Linked DNA regions of Homo sapiens: region 2 is linked to region 1. A link is a loop called in an ENCODE intact Hi-C map of the cell type or tissue named here. Cell type or tissue: lower leg skin. All regions are shown on one strand. Region 1 overlaps GANC (glucosidase alpha, neutral C). Region 2 overlaps PLA2G4E (phospholipase A2 group IVE).

What was found. Peaks named below come from ENCODE experiments on the same cell type or tissue, not always from the same donor. Only the 100,000 strongest peaks of a DNase experiment are listed, where the experiment ranks them.
Region 2: a loop joins it to region 1, with 13 times the contacts of the local background. A loop is called at or near these places in 1 of 110 quality-filtered maps.

Annotation. Positions count from the first base shown.
Region 1 is chr15:42,289,945-42,294,944 of GRCh38, forward strand. It overlaps GANC (glucosidase alpha, neutral C), which reads left to right. Exons shown (of 24, transcript NM_198141.3): 5 at 2,791-2,973. Among named protein-coding and RNA genes, the nearest start is that of TMEM87A, 19 kb to the left of the region's middle. In lower leg skin, no CTCF peak of the experiment used is centred here; no DNase peak of the experiment used is centred here.
Region 2 is chr15:41,983,132-41,988,131 of GRCh38, forward strand. It overlaps PLA2G4E (phospholipase A2 group IVE), which reads right to left. Exons shown (of 20, transcript NM_001395548.1): 16 at 4,918-5,000; 17 at 4,041-4,244; 18 at 2,708-2,874; 19 at 1,305-1,488; 20 at 1-843. The coding sequence ends at 623. All of the region lies in intron 3 of PLA2G4E-AS1 (PLA2G4E antisense RNA 1), which reads left to right. Among named protein-coding and RNA genes, the nearest start is that of PLA2G4E-AS1, 13 kb to the left of the region's middle. In lower leg skin, no CTCF peak of the experiment used is centred here; DNase peaks (open chromatin) are centred at 670 and 2,800.

The sequences.
Region 1 (5,000 bases):
ATAGTGATAAGGCAGCCATCTGCAAGCCCAGGAAATAGGCCTCACAAGAAACTCAACTTTCTGACACCTTGATCTTTGACTTCTAGCCTCAAAAATTATGAGAAAATAAATTTCTGTTGTTCAAGCTACCCAGTTTCTGATATTTTCTTATGGCAGCCCTGCCAAACTAATAGAACTAATAATAGACCACAAAATTCTGTGGCAATGTTACTTAAATGACCACTGGTGGTCAACTAAAATAAAGTGGCCCATTGAAAGCAGACCAAGAGGTAGGGCCATACTGCATTCTGATTATCATGCAGAATTCAGAGCTCTGAGGTGGCTTGGCTGCTACAACTTCACTGAAGAGTTTAAAGAAAGAAAACAATAGTCTCAGGGCTTTAAATTCTTAGCTCAAGGTATTGTCAGAAGATTGTTAATTTTCTGTGACAATCCTAAAAGTCCTCATATCTTCTGTAGCTGCAGGTACATATAGCTGAAAATCAGATGCAGAGTTTGATATTGCAGGTCACTGAATTAGTCCATAAGTTAATTTCAGGCATTAACTGGGAAAACGTAGGACTCCTCAAAATTGAATAGCAGGCTGAGTGCAGTGGTTCACACCTGTAATCCCAATACTTTGGGAGGCCAAGGCAGGAGGATTGCTTGAGGTTAAGGGTTGTAGACCAGACTGGACAACAAAGTAAGACTGCATCTCTATAAAAAATTAAAAAACTAACCGGGCATGGTAGCACACACCTGTTGTCCTAGCTACTCAGGAGGCTGTGGTGAAAGGATCACTTGACCCCAGTGGTTTAAGGCTGCAGTGAACTATGATCGCACCACTGCACTCCAGCCTGGGTGATGGAGCAAGACCCTGTCTCTAAAAAAATAAACAATTTTTTTTAAAAATTGAATAACAATATTTGGGAAGAGTTGGGTAATTCTAAATAGTCAAACCTCAAAATTTCACTGGCCCTCCCATTTCAGCAGAAGCAACCCCTCCTATAAAGGCAGGTGAAGCTGATCCTGCCTTGCTTGGATACCCTGTATTGACCTCACCTAAAATATACATGCACGGGGATTCCAATTCTCCTGTGCCCGACCCCTACCACCCTTCACTGCCTCCAGACCCATCATCAGAGTCAGATCCCAACATGCCCAGAGAGCCAATTACAGTCAAACCCGGGGGAGAAGGCTTGCATGCCTGAAAAATTATAAGACTATATAATGCAAAAAAAACCTGGGAAATATGAATGGAAATGGTTTCTGAGGAATTCCTAGACCAGAAAGAAGGAACTTAATTGTAGATCAGGCTAAATTTATTGACTCAGGTACACATACCAGATAATGTAGATTTGATATGCTAGCTTGGGCAACTGAGAATGGCTCTAATTGATGGCATAGTTGGTTAATTATAATCTGAACTCAGCTATGGATTCTTCTGAATGAAGCTGAGATATCAGGAATTCCTTGGCATGGTGTAGAGGAAATGATCCACAGACTTAGAGAGATAAAGATGTTGAAGTGGATTTGTTTCATGCAACCAGCTCATCTAGCCCCTCTGGATTCTGTTCCCCACGAGAATCCAGAACATACCCCCTTCACTGAGAAACTGATGAGGGAGCACTTGGAAAGCATTGTAGTGAACATCTTCCTTTTGTGGGCTGGAGATAATGGTGGGAAATGATGCCGTTAAAATGGTCTCCCTGATTTCAGTGGAGATAATGAGACTCCAGGTAGCAGAGGCAGAGTAGAAACATTTAATTGTCAGAGACAAGGTGAACATAATTCCATTATGTGTGGTAGGACCCATGTAGTACTCAAAATGGTTTAACGCTTGGGGCAGTAAGCAATTTATGGTGGGGTGCATTAGACTGACATATATGAACTACAGTCCTACTTAATGGAATCATCAAAAGAACTCTGTCTGGGTTCAATGGATAGTGAGAGACAGCCTCTCAGCTGTCTCCAGAGTTAATTTCCAGATCCTAAGCATCTTGCTTGAAGAGAAGGCATAGAATCCATGGAGGACTGAAAAGACATCATAAGAACATAAACTGTCTCTTTTTACCTTCCTGAAAGAGTCCTGTGAACATTTACTGGGGACACTGTGCACTGGAGAAAGGGAAATATCTAGCTTTGAGGGATTTTAAGTGCTGTGTCTGAGCTTACATAATTCTTGTGGATCTAAAACATCCTAACAATGTACCTGTGAAATTGGAGGCTGGTGGGAATCAGGCAATAAATAGGTAAATAAAAATTTGACCTGGTTCCATCTCACTGTGGAGAGATGGACCCAATCTGTGTTATTTCCTCAGTTTCTGAGTATGTGTTTGGAATGAGAAAGAAAAACAATAGTTAGATTTTACACACCAAAATCTAGAAAGTTACTAGACCTTCCAGACCAAGGTGATGATGATGACAACGATGATAGCTAACATTTACTGTGTGTTTTTTTTTTTAATGTGTCTGGCACTGTGTCAAGAGCTTTACACATGTGATCTCATTTAATTCTCTCCAAAAACTTTGTTGTTGCTTTTGTTATTTTCACTTTACAGATAAGGAAACCAAGACCTAGAAAAGTTGGATAACTTTGTTATCCGAAGTTATAACGTATATGATAGAGTTATGCTCAATTTAAGCTCTTTGGCATCAAAGCCAATGCTCTCATTAACTTTTCTCTGTTGCCTTATCTATGGCTATGTCACATGAATATTGATTTACTAATTAATTACTTGGAAGTACAAATCACATAGGGCCATGTAAACCTATAGCAGCTTGTTTCTCTCTTCCTGTTTTGTTTTCTAGGCTGATTTCATGCTCTGGGGACACAGGCAGTCTGATATTGGCAGATGGAAAAGGAGACCTGAAGTGCCATATCACAGCAAACCCATTCAAGGTAGACTTGGTGTCTGAAGAAGAGGTTGTGATTAGCATAAATTCCCTGGGCCAATTATACTTTGAGCATCTACAGATTCTTCACAAACAAAGGTATTCTTATGCATTACTTGACACATAAAGACCTTAACATAACCTGGTTAATGAATATCAGTTGCCTAAATAGATAACATAGCACCATAGAAAATTGGTTTGCCTTATTTGCTCTAGTATTGTTCTGAGAAATTTTACCTTTTCACCTGTGAAGGTGAATACAAGCTTTATGACAAAAATAATTCCCAAACTTTTGTAAATGTTACACTCTTAACATGTCCTGTGTGTAACTGATGGCATTCTCTACCCTGCACACCCTTCTATAAAAGCACTCTGTTGACCTGACAAATGTTAATGTGAACTAGCATACCTTCGTAATTTCACTTCACTCCCTTGCAATAACACAAATTACCCTAGACTTGAATAGTTGTCCAGGAATTTTCTGGGACCATCTGCTTGATCAAAGCTGTTTATGTGGGGTGCTCACATGAATTAGGAGGTGGTGGTAAGGAGGAGATTCTTATTCCATTCTTACGAACACTGTTTTTAAATCTTTTAGTCTATAGTTCTTTCTATTTTTATCATGATAATAAACGTATTATATGATCTGCAGAAAGCATTCAACATTCATTATTCCAACATAGTCATTTTTCTGAGTTTCAACTCATTTCTGTTTTAAAATTTTGATACTAAAAATATCTCATTTTCTCATCTCAGAACTAATACTTGTTCATCATAGGCAGATTAGAAAATATTGAAAAGAAGAAAATTTAAAATCCCCATAATCTCTCCACCTACTCTCTTAGTGCCTTATGAATAGTCAAGTACTTGTTTAACTGAAAAATACTAATAATAGCAGAACAAATATCTGTGTACCCACTACTCATGTTCTTTATATGTAAAGCCTTTTTTCTAGCCAGGCACAGTGGCTCACACCTGTAATCATAACACTTTTGCCGAGGTGGCAAATCAGTTGAGCCCAGGAATTTGAAGCCAGCCTGGGCAACATGGTGAAACCCTGTCCTACAAAAAAATACAAAAAAATTAGCTGAGTTTAATAGCACATGCCTGTAGTCCCAGTTACTTGGGAGGCTGAGGTAGGAGGATCACTTGAGCCCAGGAGGTCAAGACTGCAGTGAGCTGCGACTGTGGCACTGCACTCCAGCCTGGGCAACAGAGCGAGATTCTGTCTCAAAACAAACAAACAAAAAACGCTTTTTTTTCTTTTGTAAACCCCGATGATTTTGTTCTGTTTTCTTTTAAACATTGTTTTCTTTCCTATCTAAGTTGATCCTTTTACTTACTTATGTAGAAGAGGCACATGGTACAAAGGAGTATATATTAATACACATTTCTATGTAATAATAGTAAAGAATCTCCTTCCCCCTGTGTCCTCTAGCTGCCCACTTTCCATCGTTGAAAGTAATGTGTTCTGGTCGGGTGTGGTGGCTCATGCCTGTAACCCCAGCACTTTGGGAGGCCGAGGCAGGTGGATCACCTGAGGTCAGGAGTTCGAGACCAGCCTGGCCAACATGGTGAAACCCTGTCTCTAGTAAAAATACAAAAATTTAGCCAGGTATAGTGGCACATGCCTGTAGTCCCAGCTACTCAAGAGGCTGAGGCAGAAGAATCTCTTGAACCCAGGAGGTGGAGGTTGCAGTGAGCTGAGATCATACCATTGCACTCCAGCCTGGGCAGCAGAGCAAGACTCTGTCTCAAAAAAAAAAAAAAAAAAAGTAATGTGTTTCCAGTTTTTTGTGTATCCTTTCAGAAACAATTTATGTATACACATTTTATATATATTCTTTGACTTTTCCTTTCCTGACACAAATGGCGCCACCTTTACACATTATTCTACACCTTGCTTTTTTCTGTTAACAATGTGATAATTCTTAATTTCTTTAAAGCAGCTACATAATTTCTGTTGTATGGCTTTACCATGATTCACTGAGTAAATTCTCTATTGAGGGATTTAAAGTTGTTTCTAATCTTGTTTTACAACTAGTTAGTTTACTAATAACCTTGAATATGTGTCATTGTGCATATATACAAGTATATTTATAGTATAGAGTCATAAAAGGATAGTT
Region 2 (5,000 bases), 310 kb before region 1:
CGGGTGCCTCTAATCCCGGCCACTTGGGAGGCTGAGGCAAGAGAATTGCTTGAACCTGGGAGGCAGAGGTTGCAGTGAGCCGAGATCGCGCCATTGCACTCCAGCCTGGGCAACAGAGTGAGACTCCGTCTAAAAAAACCCAAAAATCACAAGACTAGAATTGCCTTAAATTTTGAAGTGTTTTTCCAGTGAAACGCCGAGTGCCTCTCAGGTCCTTCTGTGCATTTCCCTAGGCCCGCCACACGAGGTAGAGGACAGAGAGAGGAGGGCTGCCAGCCCTGGGCTCTGCCTCTGAGTCGAGGTTTCTGGGGGCCCAGCCTCTTCCCCAGGCTTTTCCTCTCCACAGATGTGTGGGAGCCTGTGGCTATGAGACCACCTTCTCTATAGGGAAGCACTTGAAGAAACTCTAGTGGGTATAAAACCCCAACAGAGCTCCTCTCTCTCTCTTTCTGACTTTCTCAACTTTTTAAAATTTTTTACTTTTCGTTAGAAAGCCCAGGCCAACCTGCTCACACCCATTGCCGGAGAGCAGAGCTGGCTGCGTAGTAACCTGGTCAGCCCTGAGGGGTCCTGCACCTCTGATGGTAGAAGCTGACACAGAACAGGGGAGGCTCCCTGGGGCCTAGGAGGGACACTGGCCCTTCAGGCGCTTCTTCTTCTCCACTGCGAGCCGCAGAGCCTGGAGGAGAGTGTCCTTATTATTCAGGATGTTATACTCTGAGAGTTTCACCAGCTTGTCAAAGGTGGCCTCTGTGTATGTCAGCTCCTTGGTGGCATAGGGAGTTTTGGGACCATAAATGTCCACCTGGCCCTGCTCCAGCTCCTCAGGGCTTCGCTCTACACCTGTGGGCAGCAGGATGACTTGTTATAGACTCTGTCATGTTAGGTTGGAATGACTTGTTTCCACATCTCTCCCCAAGGCCCACCAACCTGCACTCACGGACACACACACCTGCATGAAAACCTGTACACACGCACACCCTCACACACGCACCTGCACACCTGCAAGCTCCTCAGGGCGTGGTGCAGGCTTGCCCATTGGAGGATTGCCCTAGCACCAAGCACAGTACTGGGCACATGGCTGAATGTCAGAAAATGTAGAATGACTGAAAGAATGGGGGATGACACTACCAGCCCATGGGGGTGAGGGAATGGGAGGCGCCCTTCTTTGTGGAAGCCAAGGTTGGCTCAGGCTGGAGCTGAGCCAGGCTTCCCCGTTAGTGCCCTTAGAGACTCTACAGATCTAAAGGCATTCCCGGGCCAAGGGCAGCAGGTGCTGGGAACTGAGCACAGAGGCAGCTCACCTGGTGCCTTGTATTTTCGGAAAGTGTCATTGATGAGTGGGAAGAAAGTCACGATGGGGGCATCGGGTTCCTGGGGGTTCTCCATCAGGTAGCATTCCTTGAGATTTTCATTCTCATCTGGCAGCTCGTATTTGGGGAAGGGGATGTTCTGCACAGTGCAGTACTCACAGGTTTGTTTCAGGGGCTGGAACAGCACAGAGGGCGTGTTTGAGCATTAGGAGGAGTGGGAGTGGAGGAGAAGCACAGAGTTCTTAGCCCCAGCTTCCTGATTTCCCCAGCTAACAACTCAGCTCCCCAACTGCTTTGCCAGTGTATGGTATTTTGAGACTAAAGCCAGGTCAGGACAAAAGGCCCGAGGCAGTAGGTGGATGCACCTCCAGTTGCAAGCTGCTTCCCCAAGTAAAATGGACAAAAGCCCTTTCGTTGGTGTTCGCATCCAAACACAGACTTGGGTGGATGTGGTGGGTAGCCTGGAAGGGCGACTGGAACCAGGCTATACACAGCCAGAGCTGCCCAGGCCCCTGTGGGATGTGCATGGGCTTTGGAGCTGACAGTAGTACAGGGCTAGAAAAGACTCTGCAAGGGCATCTCTAAAAGCATGATGTCGCAGGAAGAGCACTGCCTTAGAGTGTCAGAACCCCCTCAGTTCTGCCCCTCGTTCCTCTGCTCACTAGCTGTGTGATCTTAAGCAAGTCTCTCTGTGTCTTGGTTTCCTCATCCATAACATGAGAAATGATAGCAGTTGTGCCGTCTCCCTCCAAGAGCTGGTGTAAGGGCCAAACAAGATCACACGTAGGAAAGTGCATTGTTACCCATTTACAAACTTAGATTGTTTTCATTGTTGCCCTGTTGGTCTGTGTACACTTCACTTCGCCTGGCTTCAGGGTAGAACTGTATACACATAGAACTTTCCAAAGTAAATTAAAAAAATAAAAACTTCTGGTTCTGACAAGTGCCCTCCTCTCTCGCCAGGCTTCCCTCCCACCTGAGAGCACTTGAGTGTAATTCATGGAGGGTCATATACCCTGGGGGAAGGGAGAGTGTGATCATTTTGAAAATAGGATATTACAAGCTCTTGAATGGAATGGGCTCTACTAAGGTTATTTTTAAAAACTCATTTTTTGTAGCTGAAGAATTGCCCAATATGGCAAATGCTCCAAGGCAAGAGTAAAATTCGAATTTGCTAAGTCAACATGGGCACCATGGTGTGAGAGCCAGCTGGCTGCCCGTGAGTTCTGGGTGTCTGACTTCCCATCATGACTGCTGCTTGGCTTCCTCTGATGCTCTCTGGGGGCTGTCTAGAGCATGCCTCTTCCCAGTTCACAGCGAGTGAGGCCACTGACTGCGGGGCCCATCTTAGGAGAGGCTGCAGCCCATGCTCAGGAGGGAGGCTGCGCACTTGCCTTTGTCTGGGACCCAGCACAGTAGTTGAGGTGGATGATGAGGTCGGCTTTTCGCTCTGGCCTGAGGAGGGGCGGGTAGCTGGAGTTGACAAAGAACGCAGTGTCCAGCAGGCACAGGTGGTTCGCGGACTCGGTCAGCTGGTTTGGGAAACCATCTAGCACTGTGTCTGAAAGCCAAGCCTTCCCGTTACCAACACACCTGGTGCCCTGACAGCCAATGGACAGAGGCACTTGGGGGGACGGAGCGCCCTGTCTGGAGCATCCTTCGCCTCAGCCTGACCAGGACGCCCACTGAGTTCCAGTGCCCTCTGGGTGGCTGAGGAAGAACAGCGTTATCTTGGGCTTTTAGCTAGTCTTTTATGGGATATTGATACTTGTGGGGTATAAGGGGCTTAAGACCACCCCATAAATAGTGTAAACCCTGGGCCCTGAGTCAGCTGTCCCATTGGCCCCAGATGGTGAGGATGAGGCTTAACAGGCCAGGCTGAAGCAGCCATTTGCAGGCCACGGCCAATTAAAATATTAAGAAGGCGAAAGTCAATGCCTTAGGGCCTCAGCAGCAGAGGAGGCGGCACTGAGCTGACGCTGCAGGACCACAGTTTAAGGCCTGGCTCTGCTGCTTACCACTTGGGGGTTCCTGAGCTGGGCCATCCCTGCCCAGTTCCAAGCGGGCACCACTCACATTTTTTTTTTTTTTGAGACAGGGTCTTGCTCTATTGCCCAGGCTGGAGTGCAGTGGCGTGATCATGGCTCATTGCAGCCTTGACCTCCTGGGCTCAAATGATCCTTCTATCTCAGCCCCCAAGTAGCTGGGACTACAGGTGCTCATCACCATGCCCAGCTAATTAAAAACAATTTTTTTTTAAGAGATGGGGTCTCACCATATTGCCCAGGCTGGTCTCAAACTCCTGGACTCAAGAGATTCTCCAGCCTCGGCCTCCCAAAGTGCTGGTGTTACAGGTATGAGCCACTGTGCCTGGCACCACTCACATTAAAGGGCATCCCCAGAACACAACTGCAGAAAGTAAGACCCCCTGTTTCCCCATCTGTAACATGGGGCCAACTTCTACCTGCTAGGACTGTTGTACAGATTCTGTATAGAATGACTGTACAGATGCAGTGAGTTAAGTACCCACACCACTCCCTGCTGCCAGACACATACAGTGTTCAAGACGACACCACCAAATGTGGAAAACACCATGGGGAGAGAGGTGCCTGGCCCAGTGAACATAGCCAGAGAAGTTTTCTTATTCTTTATCCATGGCAGCCTTGACATCCACATCTTCCTCCTCCATATGGAGGCAGGCCTCAAGGAGTAGCCAGGTAGGGTTACCTTTCCACCTAGAGAACTGGCCATTCTGGAGGTAGTTGGTGTGCAGCTGCAGCCCAGACAGGAAGTTGTGAAACTCAGACACGAAGGACCGATGGGTAAGGATTTCTCGGAAAGAATTGGACAGCCATGACCCTGGGATCACTACCGTGGTCTCCAGGATGTTAGCATCACATTTGGGGATTTCAGGCAGGATCGGCTCGTCTTCTGCAGGGGAGGGAGGGATGAAGGGCAGGTCATGAGAGGTGGAGTCCCCAGATTGCCTATGCGAAGCCCCACATGGTTGCCTGGCACCCAGGGGTGAGCACTGTAAAAGCAGCTCATACCTTCCTTGCTGGGCTCTCAAGGTCCTGGCACTGGGGTTAGGAGGATTCAGGTGAGAGACATGGAGTAAGCAGAGAGGTAGTAGAGAGGGAGGGGGAGCGAGACAGCTAAGAAGCGTCCTGGAGAGGACAGGGAGTTTCAAAGAGTGACCTGTGACTGCTATAGACCCTACTCTCCTCACTTCTCCTGGGTGCTGGCAGCCTTGCCTCCAGGCCTTGGCGCTGGTGTCACTCACCTACAGTCACCCTCCCCTCCAGGCAGGGAAGACACTGTAGCCCCAGCTGCCCTCCCACGTCTTAGGCCATAGGTGACGATGCGGAAACATGTGGCAGGGGGCCTCATCCTCGGTTTGTGGTCCACACCCCGCCCCCCATCACCCAGCCATGAGGGAAAGCCGGGGGCCGCCCCCCATCACCCAGCCATGAGGGAAAGCCGGGGGCCGCCCCCCATCACCCAGCCATGAGGGAAAGCCGGGGGCCGCCCCCCATCACCCAGCCATGAGGGAAAGCCGGTGTCACCCATCACCCAGCCATGAGGGAAAGCCGGGGTCACCCACCGATGTCCTGCACTTTCTCCCTTGTCCACCTGTGGAAAAACTCCTCCGAGGTGTGTGACAGGTTCCAGGCATCCAGCAGGTTC